2 separate regions of the Mus musculus genome follow, and region 1 is linked to region 2. Evidence: chromatin loops called from intact Hi-C (ENCODE). Cell type or tissue: left cerebral cortex. All regions are shown on one strand.

Region 1 (2,500 bases), 140 kb after region 2:
TGAGCCACCATGTGGGTGCTGAAAACTGAACCCCAGTCCTCTGGAAGAGCAGCCAATGTACTTAACCACTGAGCCATCTCTTCAGCCCCACATCTCGCTTTGTTAGTGGGTTCTGGGGAGACCTTTTATCCTTTAAGCCTCATCTCCAGCCCTGTTTTTTAACACACACACACACATACACACACACACACACACACACACACACACACAACTTCCTTCAAAATCAGGCATCCAGGATCTGAAATGATTCCACCCCTTGATTTTTATTAGTATGAAGATCAGACCATAGCATTGGGGATCTTGAGATTTACCTGCCTCAGATTCCTGTAAGGGAAGAGTGGGTCTAAGACTCAAGGTTTGCACAGAGACAGGCAGTAGAAAACACGGGGCCCTTTGTATGCTTAGGATTCAAGGCTTCTGTGTTAATGACTGTGAACTTTCTTGTAGGGATGACCTTTCAAACTAATCCTCCCATGGGAGACTACCTATCTCACAACTGCAGGCTCCACTGAGCCTCCCAGTGGCCCGTAAGCAAACAGTCCTAAGCTGTTGGGTCACCTCCTGTTCTGATGAGGACACAAGGGCACTAACAGAGCTTCCTCCTCCCACCCCCCATTTTTTCGGGTTTGAGAGCTGTTAGTTGCAGAGCTAAAAAGGCAAGAAGAATCTGTTGGGAAAAGGGAGTCAGCAAACACAGAAGTGAGTTTCTCCTGGCCCCTCAGCAAGCTCCCACACAGACGATAGCTATGTTTTTCTGAGACACATTACACATGAGATTGAGCCTCCGGATTTTCCTATTTCTAGACAAAAAGAGCAGCCTAGCACAATGGCTCACACCGACAGCGTGTATACCGCACGCCCTGACTCGTGTTTTACATGCCTCATTTCACTTCACATGGCGCTACCATTGTCCCTGGTCAATGGATTAGGAAAATCCAAATTGAAGCACGGAGAGATGGAATCACTTACAGCTCACATTCACAGCTGAATAACTGGAGGAGCCAAAATTTAACCACGGGCAGCTGGAAGCAACGACCTCAGCAGGTAACTACTTTTGGAGTTCACATGATTCTGACTCATATGGGAAGATAGGGTGGGCTCAGGGTGAAAGGATACACAAAAGACCTCTGTACAGTGGGTGAACAGGTCACCGGTAAGAACTTCATTATTGACCCATTGCTGCCCCCTGGTGGTTTGCCTGGGAAACTCACAGGTAAAAAAAAACCCGCAAGCCTCCAGTCCTATGCTATTCGGATTTTATGAATGGGGGCCTACACTGGCAATCTCAGCACTTGAGGTAGAAGCAGGAGGCTCAGAAAGTCAAGGTTCTCCGATACATGGCTAGTTCAAAGCCAGCCTGAGATACGTCAGACCTCATCTCAAAAACAGCGTGTGCATTCCCTACCAAAAACTATGATCCATGACCATACCTGTCAGTCATCTTGAGATATAGTAAAGGGAACTGTTATCTGCTATGATGTTCTCTCTCCCCATCTGAGACTAGGTCTCCTTTAGCTCAGGCTGGCCTTGAGCTCATTTTGTAGACGGGGTTGGTCTCCAACTTGCAGCAGTCTTCATGCCTCTGTTGCCTTCTAGAACTGAAATTGAGTCAGGGAAGGGTGGGACGGCAGAGTGGTTAAGTCCAGGCTGGTGTGGAACTCACGACCCTTCTGCCCCTTGTCGGCTTGGGCCTACTTCTTTATTTAAATGGATCTCACTATGCTGCCACTCGGACTGGCCTGGAACTCACATCCCTCCTGCCTCCATAGAGCCACAGCCTCTTCCTCCCTCTCCTTTCTAGGCTTCCCCATGAGGGCGCGTAGTGTCCCCGTCACCACGCCTCCTCAAGTGGTGCTAGGTGGTGGTTGCTGCTTCAGGCACACTGACAGCAATGCAGAACAAGGCCACTTTCTATGGATAAAGTCTAGCTGGTATAAATAAAAACGAGGAAAGAGGCGGTGCCCGTGAGTCCTGTGAGTCACATCTTCTCTAGAGCTTCGGAACTGGGTGGCTGCCTGCTATGGACCTAGGAGGCTGCCATCTGGAAGAAGTAGGCAACCACAGACTGAACACACACGCAGGAGTGGCAAGTTAGAATTTATGGGGAGGCTCAATCTTACATGCAGAGAGAGGATACAGACAAATACCGTTAAAAAACAAAACCAAGCACCTGCAACCAAGTATTGGCTTTAATGAAAACTACCAAAGAACGAGAGCTAACCACAAAGACACAGCCACTCAGAGACAAATTTCTGCGGCAGACTGCCCCTCAGCCAGTCTGGATACCGAGGAGAGCTAGTCGCTACTGCTGAAGCGATGGGGCAGAGGCTACCAAGGAGACTCATCTGACTGATAAGCCAGGGGCTGGGGACTCAGGAGGCACTTAGAAACAGGGGAGGTAACACCCCCAGGCAGCCAGAAGACTCTGGGAAGCCATCCTTCACAGTGGATCCATAGCCCTGGGTCAAGTTATCTGACATCCCTAAGCAACCCCGTCCCA
Region 2 (2,500 bases):
TGACTTTTTTTTTTTTTAAAGATGTATTTATTATATGTAAGTACACTGTAGCTGTCTTCAGACACACCAGAAGAGGGCGTCAGATCTAGTTACGGATGGTTGTGAGCCACCATGTGGTTGCTGGGATTTGAACTCTGGACCTTTGGAAAAGCAGTCGGGTACTCTTACCCACTGAGCCATCTCACCAGCCCCAGCATGATCATTTAAGTCGGGTAGATGTGACTTAGTGGTAAACGACTTGCGTGTCATACATAAGGCCCCAGCACTACAGAAATAAACATATAAATCAGTTTTCCAGACATATATGGCAGCTCAACCCTGTAATTCTGGACCTGAGGCAGTAGAGCAGGAGGATCAAGAGTTCCAGATATGCCTCAGATACATAGAAAGCGCTGAGTTCATGATTAGCCTGGACAACAGGAGACCTGCCTCAAGGGGAAAAAAAAAAAAAAAGGGTAGAGGATCCTCACTTTACATTTGCAGTTTTCAACACTACTGATTTATAGTGGGTTTCTGGTTTGGTTTGGTTTAGATTGCAGCTGTTTTGGTTCTTTTGGTTTATTCTGTTTTTGTTTTTGTTTTTTCTTCCCGAAACAGTGTTCCACTGTGTAGCCCTGGCTGTCCTGAAACTCGCTCTCTACACCAGGCTAGCCAGGATCTCAGAGATCCACCTGCCTCTGCCTCCAAGTGCTGCGATCCTTAAACGAGAAATGTATGAAATGCTTATAGACTGACTAAAGTGCCCAATGAGAGATTCAAGGAAACAATAATGGCATTTCACATTTGCATCTAAATGTATCTTCCTAGCTCTTGATCCTTAAGGTCAACTCTGGAACAAACACTCAACAAGTCAACAAAGTAACAATTACCAGTTGTTTTCAGAGCCTTTTAGACTTGCTTAGTGGCAAGCTCAGTTATCTTTACAAAGCTTCGTGTCCATGACAAAGATACCAAACAAACAAAGCAAATAGGCTTCCCCAACTTCAACACTAATGACTGTTGCGCCTGTTGGGCCTGGCCTTTGTAGGGTGAGTTGTAGGAGACTGAGCAATGTCTCAGGACTGAGCAGCTGGAAGATGCCAGCAGAGCAGCTGTCCTTAACCCAGCCAATAAAACCATGCTGTCAAATATCCCTTAGCAGAAGGAAGGACCAAAATTCTACCCTCACTCTGCTCCCCAGAATGGAAAACAATGTTTCGGAATGATAGAGAGGGACAGCCAACTTAGGACACAGAAACAGAAGGTCCAGAAAAAACTCTGAGAGGATGGTAACCGAGATTTCTGCAGGGGGAAGAGCTTAATACTTCAGGGTACGATTTTCTAAGATTTGATTTTTAAGCAAGCAAGCAAACAAACACCAGCCAGATACATCAAGACACAAACATCGAAAATTAAACATCACTTAAAGCATGATGGAGAGATGGCTCAACAGTTAGGAACATTGGCTTCCAGAGGCCTAGGTTTGGTACCCAGTACCTTAAAGAAAGCTCATCACTGTCTCTATAACTCCAGTTTCAGGGGTATTGAGGGCTTCTTTGGCCTGGATAGGCACTTCGCAAATATGGTACACAGACATACATGCAGGTAAGACACCTAGACACACATGATAATAAATCAAATAAAAGAAAGGAACAGCAGAGGAAAGACATCTGCTTGAGCCTCCACGTATACCTACACTGGCTAGTGTATACACTCCACACATAGCACACCCAGGAACTGCCTACCAGACACGGACACACAAACACAATTGAAAGTTGCAGCCTTCATGGTAGAAATCACTCAGGACTTCCTGGCATTGGTATTGGTTGTAAGGCACTGGAGCACAAAAAGTGACAACAGCAATAAGCCATTCAGCTGATATTCGCCGAGCAAGTAGGTTCCTTGCTTTGGAAAGAATTCCCTAGTCCCAGCCCTTGGGAGGCCAAAGCAGGAAAATCACTGCCAGTTAGAGGCCAGCCTGCACTAACCAGTGAGTTCCAGGCTACAGGGACCACATCGTTAGATCCTATCTCAAAAACCAAACAAATATGGCAGGGGGCATGGCTCATCAAGTAAAGCTGACAAGCACGGAATCCGAGTTTGATTTACAACATCCACATGACAGGAGCAGACCAGCTCCTGCCGGCTGTTTAACCTCCACATTTGCATGGTGTCATGTTTACATCCACAGACATCCACACAGAAGCATGAGTGCATACGTATATGCATCCCATGTAATAGTAATTAAAAACCAAACAATCCCATGAAAGAACTCCAGTGTCCTAACACTGTGAGCTCGGGGGATCAGGAGACTTGGAACTCCTCCATATTCCATCACTGACCAGGTGGGTAGGGCTTCCAATACAATGCTGTGCGCAGTATTTGGGACATGCTATCCTAAAACATTCTGCATTGCTTATGTTCCATTTCAAATGTACTGGGTATCCTGCATTTTTCCTTAGCTCAGTCTGGAAACCTTTCAGCTGGGTGATCTTGCCCAGGCTCCACAGTCCCTTTGAAC

Evidence for each region. Peaks named below come from ENCODE experiments on the same cell type or tissue, not always from the same donor. Only the 100,000 strongest peaks of a DNase experiment are listed, where the experiment ranks them.
Region 1: it touches region 2 in a loop (9-fold over the local background); 1 of 42 quality-filtered maps calls a loop at or near these places.

What each region holds. Positions count from the first base shown.
Region 1 is chr12:84,754,320-84,756,819 of GRCm38, forward strand. Npc2 (NPC intracellular cholesterol transporter 2) reads right to left here. Exons shown (of 4, transcript NM_023409.4): 4 at 240-2,500. Among named protein-coding and RNA genes, the nearest start is that of Npc2, 18 kb to the right of the region's middle. In left cerebral cortex, a CTCF peak has its summit at 1,206 (motif pointing left); DNase peaks (open chromatin) are centred at 839, 1,153 and 1,934.
Region 2 is chr12:84,618,233-84,620,732 of GRCm38, forward strand. No RefSeq gene overlaps it. Among named protein-coding and RNA genes, the nearest start is that of Abcd4, 2.0 kb to the left of the region's middle. In left cerebral cortex, no CTCF peak of the experiment used is centred here; no DNase peak of the experiment used is centred here.